Regions from separate parts of the Homo sapiens genome. Here all the other regions are linked to region 1. A link is a contact called in ENCODE Hi-C or POLR2A ChIA-PET data. All regions are on one chromosome and are shown on one strand. The core of a region is the stretch at or near the end of the contact, and the rest is flanking DNA. Distances in the headings are between cores, read along the strand shown. Region 1 has its middle 14 kb from the start of PHF19. Region 2 overlaps PRRX2 (paired related homeobox 2). Region 3 holds the start of DNM1 (dynamin 1).

The links. Hi-C counts contacts between places; a loop is a spot of excess contacts on that map. ChIA-PET counts read pairs that join two places held with the same protein, here RNA polymerase II (POLR2A).
Region 2: a loop to region 1 is called in a map of K562, with 4 times the contacts of the local background. The contact joins two enhancer-like sites. A Hi-C loop is called at or near these places in 1 of 168 maps with a recorded cell type or tissue (K562). POLR2A ChIA-PET finds 5 or more read pairs at or near these places in 1 of 52 experiments (K562).
Region 3: a map of K562 shows a loop between it and region 1 (2.8-fold over the local background). The contact joins the promoter of DNM1 here to the enhancer-like site in region 1. A Hi-C loop is called at or near these places in 1 of 168 maps with a recorded cell type or tissue (K562). POLR2A ChIA-PET finds 5 or more read pairs at or near these places in 2 of 52 experiments (CD4-positive, alpha-beta T cell and K562).

What each region holds. Positions count from the first base shown.
Region 1 is chr9:120,888,847-120,892,573 of GRCh38, forward strand. It overlaps a transcript of PHF19 not described here. Among named protein-coding and RNA genes, the nearest start is that of PHF19, 14 kb to the left of the region's middle. Within about 2 kb of position 1,790, at least 10 of the 41 ENCODE cell types and tissues checked have a DNase peak (open chromatin) inside an H3K27ac peak, as active enhancers do; they include CD4-positive, alpha-beta T cell, where a contact is called at or near this core.
Region 2 is chr9:129,683,756-129,687,482 of GRCh38, forward strand. The region is part of intron 1 of PRRX2 (paired related homeobox 2); the gene reads left to right. Among named protein-coding and RNA genes, the nearest start is that of PRRX2, 20 kb to the left of the region's middle. RefSeq lists an enhancer at 2,000-2,544. Within about 2 kb of position 2,021, at least 2 of the 41 ENCODE cell types and tissues checked have a DNase peak (open chromatin) inside an H3K27ac peak, as active enhancers do.
Region 3 is chr9:128,201,366-128,205,092 of GRCh38, forward strand. It overlaps DNM1 (dynamin 1), which reads left to right and starts at 2,014. Exons shown (of 22, transcript NM_004408.4): 1 at 2,014-2,266. The coding sequence starts at 2,106. It also overlaps a transcript of CIZ1 not described here. RefSeq lists enhancers at 1,697-1,796, 3,228-3,727 and silencers at 1,857-2,076, 2,645-2,939.

The DNA of each region.
Region 1 (3,727 bases), core at 540-3,039:
CCCTCACCACTCACTCAAGAGTCAGCCCCAAGAATGATTATCTGATTGGCTAGTGTTGCATTTTCCATGTGCCTGTCCACTAGCCAGGCAGGATAAGATGCCATGGAAGGATTTAGCTCCACTAGGATTTCACAGTGATGGTGGCCTTGGGAGGTGGGTGCTAGTTTTATCCTTCCTCAAAATGGGGAGCTCCTCCAAAAAGGAACCAGAATTTTAAGGTGGGGGTGGATGCTGGACAGATCATAAGTGACAGCTAAACCTCTTGGAGCTATTGCCCACCTTAGGCCAATAACAGATGAGGCCAGGCGCGATGGCACACGCTTGTAATCCCAGCACTTTAGGAGGCTGAGGCGGGCGGATCACGAGGTCAGGAGTTTGAGACCAGCCTTGCCAACATGGTGAAATCTCGTCTCCATTAAAAATACAAAAATTAGCTGGGCATGGTGGCAGGCGCCTGTAGTCCCTGCTACTCGGGAAGCTGAGGCAGAAGAATCACTTGAACCTGGGAGGCGGAGGTTGCAGTGAGCTGAGATCATGCCATTGTACTCTGGCCTGGGCGACAGAGCAAGTCTCCATCTCAAAAAAAAAAAAAAAAAAGGACCAAGGTAGCCTGGGCGCAGTGACTCATGCCTGTAATTCCAGCACAGGAATTGGGAAGCCGAGGTAGGAAGATCCTTTGAGCCTGGGAGTTCAAGGCCAGCCTGGGCCACATGGCGAAACCCTGCCTCTACGAAAAATTAAAAAATTAGCCTGGTGTGGTGGCAGGCGCCTGTAGTCCCAGCTACTCAGGAGGCTGAGTTGGGAGGATCAATTGAGCCTGGGAGGTTGAGGCTGCCTTCAGTGAGCCATGATTGTGCCACTGCACTCTGGCCTGGGTGACAGAGCAAGACCCTGTCTTGAAAAAAAGAAAGAGAGAGAGAGAGAAAGAAAGAAAAGAGAAAGAAGAAAGGAAGAAAGAAAGAAAGAGAAAGAAAAAAGAGAAAAAGAAAAAGAAAGAACTAACAAGAAAGAAAGAGAGGAAGGAAGGAAAGAGTGGACAGGCTCTAGGATCTGGACTGGACTTGGACTTAGAATCTGGACTTGGACAACCTAAGGTCAGGTTCTGCCATGTATTAAGCAATGTGGATAATAATGGCACCCACAGCTCACAAAATTGCATGTGAAAACACTTTGTAAACTATAAAGTATTTTGAGCCCTGGAGGGCAGTGGGATGGGACCATCATGCCTCAGGCAGCTTCTCATCTCAGTGCCCAGTTCAAGACCTGGCACCCAGTAAATGTCCCATAAGTGTTTGCTGAGTGAATAGATAAACAAGTGATTATCATCATCCTTTTAACTTGATCTCAGCTTTGCAGAATAAAAACAGGCAGATGCTGTTGGACCCTGATTCAGGTTTTGTGAGCTGAGGCCTCACAAATGAGCCTGCTTTTTTTTTTTTTTTTTTTTTTCCTGTTAACGCTTTTGACGTTTTCATTTTAATATGTGAAACCTGGCTACTTGTCTCAGGGAGAGTTTATGGAAAAAAAGCTTCCAGCTGGCTTTGGGCAGCCCATAAAAATGTACTGAAATGTCTAACTTTGACCAGTTAGAAATTAGGAGCTGTTGGGGGATGCAGGCCGGTGACGCCACTCGCCCTGGTGAGGCCACTGAATTTCAGTAATTAGCTCTCTGGGCAGGAGGACTCGCTCCTAATTCCTTCCTGGTTCCGAGTCAAAGGATGAGGCCCTGAATCTGTTAAAGAGAAACCACAGCTTTCAGATAACAGACAAACATGTCTTTAACACACGCAATCTTTGATTCAAATGATTTCAAAGGGCATGGGGGAGGGAAGGGTTTTTGTGAGCTTTAACCGAAGCCGCTCATCAGAATGTCAGCTCTCCAAATCCTATCCTTCCCTCAGCTCAAGTCTGACCTCCTCCAGGAAGCCCTCCTTGGTAACCCCAGCCCATCACAGGTTTGTTCATCCACACGACTCCTTGCTTTAAAACTCTCCAGAGGGTCTGCCTAACTTCATGGTCAAGTTCAGTCTTCTTAGTTTGGCATACAAGGCCCTTTGTGATCTGACACCTTCTCACCTGTGTAGCCTCTTCTCCTACTCTCCACCCCCACCCTTTAACCCAGGTGCGACAAACAACCTTCACCCCTCTCCCCGGAATTTGGGCCTCAGAGCCTTGGACTGTGTTTTTGCCTTGATGGGGATTTTCCTTCCCCTTCGTCATGTGGCTGGATGGTCCTTATTCCCAAAACTCACCCCAAGCCTCTCCTGCAGGGGTGGGGAGAGATTGAGCCCCCAGGGCTGGGTTAGGTATCCCTGCTCATGCCCCAGAGCGCCTGGGTTTCTGCTCATCACAGTTAGTGTAAGGATCCATTTACTCATCTGCCTCTCCCGCCCTCTTCCCTTCTCTCCCCTCCTCTCCCCTCCTTTCCCCTTCTTCTCCTCTCCTTCCCTCCCCTCCCCTCTCTGAGGAACTTGGTCCAGCTACAGTCAATATCTAGAGAAGGTATTGGCCTAGAGAACCTTGCTCAATCTTAAGCCCGCACACCTGCCGTACTTTGGGATCACCCCGGGAACCTTAACATGCTGATGCCTGTGTTCTTATCTTCAGAGACTCTGGTTTGATTGGCCTGGATGTGGCCTAGGCATGGGGTGAAGAGTGTGGGTTGAAAAGCTCCCCGGGTGGTTCAAGGTGCAGCCCAGGTGGAGCGCCACCATAATTTACAGCACACGACTCAAGACCCACCCAGCCACTTAGAGGAGCTGCACTCCAGGCACCTCGGGGAGTATAACCTTGAACTCGGAACCCCACTATATTTGCCATATTTGTTGTGTTGAAAGAAAACTAGTCATCTGTTTATCTGAGTCAGTAGCATTGAGCAGCTGTATAGTCCCCCACAGGCCCCACCCAGTCTTCCGTGCTTGTTAGGAGAGACGGAAGCATCACAGTCACCTGGTAGAAGGATGCCTGTCTGAGCCCCACCCCAAATCCAAGGAGCCAGACCAGGGACCCTGTGCTATAAACAAGTCTCCTGGTGATCCTTCTGCACACAAATGTGCCAGGGCTCAAAACATCCTAAAACAGGCTGCAAACCCCTGACGCCTTGCAGAGCCAGGTAGGAAAGTTCAAAGCAAAGAAAGGCCTCCAGGGGACCATGCGGGGACTGGAAAACGACTGGCTCTAGCAAATTCTTGTCCTTTGGGAATGTGGGCCCCATGTTGTCAAGTCCCTCTTTTTTAAAAAGAGAATGCCAAAAATCTGAATTTTTAAAAAGGTGAAACTTGTTTAAAGCTGACAACTAATTCAAGCCATTTAAGTACACAGCTCAGACCAAACAAAACTTACCTGGGACCTGAATTTAGCATCTATTACCAATGTTTGCGGCAAACCCCACACGTGGATGAAGCTAGAGGGTGGTGTGCTTGCCTGGCCTTGTCTCGGCTCTCTCTTTTTTGAGCTGTTTTCCTGCTATGGGACTTGGGCCAGCACGGAGTAGGAGTGGGGAGGCGGTGGGGAGCGGGTACAGGAAACGGCCCCTGAGACTTGTGCCGTACGTGCAATTGGGAGGCTGTTTGGGGACATTGTTCCTCACGTTTAACAGTGTTCTCTTCATGCCAACTCTCTAAAAAAATACCTCTCAGGTCTCAGGGCCTAATAGAGTTTTGATTTGCCTCAGCAATGGTGTGCCAGTGTCTTATGGACACTGAATTGCGTGGGATCAAGTTTTAGC
Region 2 (3,727 bases), core at 771-3,270, 8.8 Mb after region 1:
AAGACACAGGCAGGTAATTTACTGCAGTGCTGTTAAATTCCACCGAAGAGAAGCACAGGGGCCTCTGGGGCTCAGAGGCGGGAGCGCCACCCCCAGGCTGCACAGCCAGCACCTGCAGAGGTAAGGCTAAAGCCCAGGATCAGACTTCAGAGCCCTCCTGTCCCTACCCTCTTCCTGTACAAGGCTATGGCTAACGGGAGCCCCTCCCAACAGGCTGCAGAGACTCACATCCTAAATTCGCCCAGAGAGGGACCCATGACCCTGGACCCCATGTGGTGGAGGCAGCGATGGGAGCAGAGGAGAGAAGATTCCTGAGGCAGGTCCACCAGTCCCTCTGGCACTGTGCTCCCTGCAGACCTGGGGGTGAGGGGTTCCTGGAGTGGGAGCCACACTACTCTAGTTCTGCCAGGGTGAGGACAAGGGTACGGTTATAGTTGGACTTTGGCATTATATCAGTCAAGGCTGTCACCTATGATGGGTAGAAGACTGGTCCCAGCTAGCTTAAGCAAACTAGGATATATTTATTAGCCTAATTTAGAAATCCAGGGTGGGACTTCAGGCACTGCTGGATCCAGGCTTAAGCAATGACACTGGGGCCTGGGTTCTCTCTCTCTGGCTTCACCCTTTCCTATAGAGGAGACACACACACAGAGAGAGACACACACAGATACAACACACACACACACACACACACACACACACACCCAACAGAAAAGATACCAGAAATCACACACACACACACACACACACACACACACACACACACACCCACACACACCCCAACAGAAAAGAGACCAGAAATCTCCGAAAAAGTCTCGCTGTGCCATGATTGGGTCCTTACCCACTTCTGAACCAATCATATGGCCAAGAGAAGTGGAGTGCTGATTGGCCGAGGCCTGGGCTGTGTGGGGTGGGGCCTCAGTGGCACCTCTGGGACGGGGAATGTAGGGAGGTTGCTCTCCACGTGGTGCTCCTGGGTGTAACAGAACTCACGTTTATAAAGGAAGAGTTCTCTAAACAGGACAAGCAGTGCTTCAGGTACATCTCATGTATTGTCTCACCTAATCACGGAGGGACTGTTAATTGTGCTTGCTTTATAGACGAGGCAGCCAAGGCTCAGAGAGGTCAAGAAGCTTTCCCAAGGTCACCAAGCTTGTGGGTGGAGTTGAGGGAACTCATTCCGGGGTTCCTGTGTCAATCATGACTCTCAAAGCAACCAGGAGGCCTGGACAACTGCCACTGGGCCACCCTTCCACCATCTTGTCCCCTCTACCAGGGCAGGCAGTGTGCCACTGACGCCCCTCCTGCCCTCTCCCTGGGCTGAGGGCATCACTCTGGCCAGAGTGGGCCCCGTGGGCTGAGTGGTACTCAGGAAGCTGTGGAGGGGTCATCACCACCCTACCTGGTTCCAAGCACAGGCCTGGGAGGCCAGGGAGCAGGGCAAGTTGGGGTCTGGCTGGGCCCAGGGCCCCCTACCAGTAGCAGCATCCCCCTCACGTTACATTAAGCACCATGGCAAGTATGCGGAGCCAAAAGCAGGGTGGACTGTGGTCCGCTTGCCGTGCCATCACAGGCAGTCCACATTTCACTCACTGTTTGTTCATTTCCTTTTTTTATTTTTATTTTTTTGAGGCAGGGTCTCACTCTGTTGCCCAGGCTGGAGTGCAGTGGCACAATCACAGCTCACTATAGCCTCAACCTCCTGGGCTGTTGATCCTCCCACCTCAGCCTCCTGAGTAGCTGGGTGACATGTGCCACCACCCCCACCTGGCTAATTCTTTAAATTTTTTGTAGAGACGAGCGTCTCGAACTGCTGGACTTAAGCAGTCCTCCCACCTCAGCCTCCCAAAGTGTTGGGACTACAGGCATGAGCCACTGCGCCCGGCCAGTTTCCCTTCTTCACTGTACTTTGGAACTAAGTTAAAAACAATTTCCAGTCTCCCATTTTCCTGGGCCTTTAAAAAGCTCCAGGGCCTTAGGTATTATGCACCCAAAGACTTAAGGGCGTGGTTTGTGAGTCATTCATTCATTCATCCATGCAGTGTTTACTGAGCACCGACAATGTGCCAGGCGCCACTGCTGACACAGCCCTGAGGGCGCAGAGGGAACCCGGTTCTTGGTGCAGTGTAAGCAAGTTGAGTTAGTGATGGTGGAGTGGCTGGGAGACGTGGCCAGACCCCCACGCCTTTCTGGACCAGTGAGGGAAGGGTTCCTACAGGAAGTGTTGTCTAAGAAGAGAGGTGAGGGCTGGGTTGGGCTTTGTGAAGAGGTGGGAAAAGTCTTCCAGCCAGGGGGAACTGCATGTGCAAAGACTGGAAGTAGCAGAGTACCAGCGTCCAAGGAGCATAAGGAAGGCCAGGATGGCTTGTAGTGGGTGGGGCTCGTAGGGGGCAGGGGCACCCAGTGAAGCTGGAGGGGGCAGGTCCTGGGAACTAGACCCTGGGCTGGCATGTAGGCTCCCCTTCTGGTGTTGCTCAGAACCAGAGTCAAGACAAGGGTGAGGGGAGTGAGATGCCTCAGGAGCAGAGGCAAGGAGGCATCGCTGTTAGGGCTGGGCCCATGAGGGGCGGGTATCTGGATGCAGACCTCCTTACTTTTGTTTTGTTTTTGAGACTTGGTCTTGCTGTGTCGCCCAGGCTGGAGTGCAGTGGTGCGATCACAGCTCACTGCAGTCTCCATGTCCTGGGCTCAAGTGATCCTTCCGCCTCAGCCTCCCAAGTAGCTGGCCACAGGTGCACGCTGCCACACTGGCTAATTTTTTTAAGAGGAGTCTTACTGTGTTGCCCAGGCTGTTCTTGAGCTCCTGGGCTCAAGTGATTCTCCCACCTCAGCCTCCTAAAGCTCTGGGATCACAGGCATGAGCCTCCCACCTCAGCCTCCTAAAGCACTGGGATTACAGGCTACAGCCACCACACACAGCTGACCCTCTTACTTTTGCAGCCTGGGTGCCTCCCTCACCTTGCCCCACACCAGGACCTGCTCAGAAGGGGGATCCCTGGTCATCTGCAGCCTCCGGATTCGCCCTCACCACCGGCCGCCCCTCCTCCACCCAGGCCCCTCCCCTCCCTTCCAGAAAATACTCCAATGTCCTTATTTTTTCGGGGGAGGGCCTTGATGGGTCCAGCGGGGGAGTGGGGTCTGGGCAGAATGCTAATGAAATCAGAGGAGCCCGGGTTGGGGGCAGGCCCTGGGCAGGGGAGAATTAAGCAATTGCAGGCAGGCTCTTTTCCATATTTGATTGGCGCTGGCTGAGGGACAGCCACCTGCAGGGAAGCCCCCTGCAGAGGGGGTGGGGGAGTAGTAAAGGGGACAGATCTGCTTCTTCAGGTGCCCTCCTCCTACTTGGCTGAGGCAGGCTGCAGGCCGGGCATGGTGTAATCCCAGCACATTGGGAGGCCTAGGTGGGAGGATCACTTGGGGCCAGGAGTTCAAGACCAGCTTAGGCCACAGAATGAGATCACCAACTCTATAAAACATTAAAAAAGAAAAAAAGTCGGCTGCATTCAACATGCACAGATGCTTCATGGAAGGAAAGGGGCAAAAGTGGCCTCGAGGCCTGGCAGGGGTGTTGTTCAGCGGGCCCCTCGGGGTTGGTGAGGGGTGTGGAGGGCCCCAGGGACCCCTGTGAGTCCTGCCACCTGACCACCTTCCAGGCATCATCTCAGAATCCTTACAATGATCCATGAGTGGCTGGGAAACTGAGGCACAGAGAGGAGGAGCCGCGTGC
Region 3 (3,727 bases), core at 764-3,263, 7.3 Mb after region 1:
CTTGAACCCAGGAGGCAGAGGTTGCAGTGAGCTGAGATCATGCCACTGCACTCCAGCCTGGCGACAGAGTGAGACTCCGTCTCAAAAATAAATAAAATAAATAAGTAAATAAATAATATTAAAAGCCCAGCCATGATGCCCTCTAGGCAAACATCTATAAACTGCACCCCCTCCTGGTGCCAGTCATCCAGGCTTCCATCTCTGCCTTCTCTTGTCCTCAGAGCATAATAACAGGTTGGCATGGAACAGCTGCCAGGTTCCATGCAAGTTGTGTGGCACTGATGCTCCAGCTGTCTGGTGAGCTGTTATCATTGGCATCCTCACAGCTGCAGCTTAATAAGGGCCCCCTGAGCACTAGGCCTGGGCTGTGCCCTACACAGGCATTTGATCTATTATTATCCCCATTATCCAGATTAGTTAACTGAGGTTCAGAGACGTGGAGGGACCTGGGTCACGCAGCTTGTTTAAGGCCCAGATTAGACTCCTAATCCACTCTCTGGTGCTACCAGGGAGAGGGCCTGCTTGTTCCCCATGCCTGCCTCGAAGATTCCTCCCCACAAGGGTCACTCTCTGATCACCATCTTCACAATAGCAACACCACCCTACCCCGCCCCTGCTTTCTTGCTCTGCAGGGCACGCCATCTAACAGGGCCATCGTTATTGCCCTATTTGCATATTGTCTGTCTTTTTCCACTGAATTGTCAGCCACATGTGGGTAAGGACTTTGTCCGTTTTGCTCACTGCTTTATCTCTGGAGTCTAGCATAGTACCTGGCTCAACAAATACGCATTAAATGGATGAGTAAGTGAACAGTCTCCAATTCACAGACCACTTTGTCAGCAGTGCCCCCACACTGTTCACAGCGCAGGGAAATGACTCACCGACTCCCCATGAGCACAGTGTAGGCTAGCCTTCCCTTCCTAGCCTCCACCGTGAATACTAATTAGGTTTCTTAAATGCAGAGATGGACGGCTGGGCTCAGGGCCCCATGGTCTGTCTGTGTGAAAGGGTACGCAGGGTAGGATTGTAGGAGCCCTGGATTTGAATCCCACTGTTTTACGCTGTTTTACCACCATCCTGATGGGTTGGAGCAAAGACTTCCACTCTCTAGGACAAGAGCTTCCAACTCTCCCAAGAAGGGCCCTCCAGGTGTCAGGGCCTCTGCACTTGCTGGTCATTCAGCCTGGCATGCTCTTCCCCTGATCTGCTTGCTGCTGGCTCCTTCTCATCATTTTGGTCTCTTCTCAAATGTCACTTCTGCAGAGAACACCCCCGACTCCTGCCAAGCCAATGTGAACTTTCCACACCCACAAAGATACCTTTTTTCACCCTGTTTATTTCCTCCATCCCTCTTACTATGAATTATTTTCATTTTTACTATTTCATTTATCTGCTTACTTATTTACTGTCTGTCTCCCCAGCTTGATGCAAGATCTATGAGGGCAGAGGCCTTGGCTGTCTTATTCGTTGCTGAATCTTCAGTGCCTAGGACAGGGCCTGGCTTCTAGCAGGTACCTAGTAAATATTTGTTGAATTCATGTTCCAACTTTCTCCTTCTAGAAACAAGGAAACTGAGGACCAAAGGCAGAAGAGGACATGTTGGAGATCAGAGTCAGGATCTAGGGATAGAAGCCAGCGAGATGAAGGGGAACTCATCTCGGAGTTCTGACCTCTGAGGTCAGGAGGCTGTGACCTCAGAGGAAGCCCATCTGCTCTCCAGGCCTGTTTCCTCATCGGTAAGATGGAGTGAAACATCCAGACCACTCTCCAAGAGGCCTGGTACTAGGAGTGAGACCCAACCCATTGACAAATATATTCTGCGCAGCATCCGCGCACCCCAGACACTGCTAAAGCACCCCAAAAGCCGCAGAAGGTGAAAACTACGACACCCATGATGCCCCGGACGGCGCCTGCGCACGGCGGCCGGCCCGCAGCGCCGCGGGCTCCCCCTAGCGGCGTCCGGGAGCGGTGCTCGCTCCGATCCCCGAGGGGCGGGGGCCCCGCGGCGCAGGCAGTCTGGGCGCGCGGCTGCAGCGGCGGAGCCGGAGTCGGAGCCGGGAGCGCTAGCGGCAGCCGGATCGCAGCCTGCGGGGCCCGCCGCAGCCATGGGCAACCGCGGCATGGAAGATCTCATCCCGCTGGTCAACCGGCTGCAAGACGCCTTCTCTGCCATCGGCCAGAACGCGGACCTCGACCTGCCGCAGATCGCTGTGGTGGGCGGCCAGAGCGCCGGCAAGAGCTCGGTGCTCGAGAATTTCGTAGGCAGGTAGGCGCGGCGCGCCCCCAGGCGCCGACCCCCGACCCCCGGGATCCCTGGAGTCCCCGCCCGGGGCACTGACGGCGCGGCGACCTCGCAGCCCCCGACGCTGCACCCGCGGCCGGCGCGCCCCCCACCCCCAGCCGGAGCGAGGAGGCCCTCCCCCCACCACGAGAGCCCCTCGGGGCAGCAGCGCCCCCCGCTAGTCTGCAAACGTCGTCAAGCCTCCGGCTACCGAATCACGCCCCCTCCTCCGTCCCATCCTTTAGGGCAGACAACGCTCTGCCAGAAGCCCCGGGCAAAGAGCTGCCCCCCGCCCCCAACATGGGCATGGAGAGAGCCCGCATTACTCAGCGTCTCCGTTGGGCTCCGGGAGTCCCTTGGAGCGGGCAGCACCCGGGGGCAGCGTCCCCCACACCGGGCTCAATGGGGGACATCCCCCTACCCCCATGGGAATTCCTGGGCCGTGGCAGAGGTCAGCCCCCGCATCCCAGTCCCTAGAAGAGGACGTAGTCCCGCGGGCATCGAGGACCGGGCACGGCCTCCCGCCAGCACACACACACCTCTGCGGCTCCCGCCGCCATCCGTGCGCAGCGCGGCGAGGGGGGAGGCGCGGGCTGCAGGATGAGGAAGGGAAGAGGGGAGGAGAAACCACTTCTTATCCTTTTCTGAGCAGCCGGCCCCTTGCTTCGCCACGGCCCCTGGGTGGGGGGCGCCTGTCAGTGTCGCCCTCCCCTTGGCCTGGCCAGAGGAATCGTGTTGGAGGGAGAGGCGGCAGAGGGCAGAGATGACTAAGACAGGGATGGCGGGAGGGGGGAGCCATTTGCAGAACCTAATCCCCCTCCCGCCTCTGATCCCACAAGGCGCTGAGAGGCCTAGGTGGCGGAGAGAGGAACAACCGCAAAGACAAAGGGTCGTGGGTTTAGCGGGGCAGGCAGGGTCGTGACCCGCAGGCTCCCCACAAACCCCCAAAGGGAGGCAGAAATAGTTTTTCTGGTGCTGAGGAGAGAGAAGAAAGATAGGAGCTCTCCAGGTACTGGAGGTGGGTTGGGGGGCTGGGCAGACTGGGGGATGAAGTGAGAGAGTTTACACTGACCCCGTCTTTCATCTCCCCCCCATCTTCTTCAGAAACTCTTGCTTTCTTCCAATGACCTTCAGGGCCAAAAAAGTGACTGGCACATGGGAGAGGGAGGCAGGGGCCCTTGTCCGCAGAGGTACAGCAGTTCTGTCCAAGCCAGGTTCTGCTGCAAAACCTCAGGCAAGTCACTTGCCCTCTCTGAGCCTCAGTGTCCCCATCTCTAACATGGACAGTGGGACTGGGTGGTTGTTCCTGCCCCTCAAATGTCCTGGGAAACCCATGCCAGCCCTAGAGGTGAGAGGGAGAGGGCCTGACTGGAGCCATGTGTGTGTGGGACGTTGGAAGGCCACCGTGGGGGCGGCCGTGCCCATCTGGTCAGCAGAGGGGAAGGC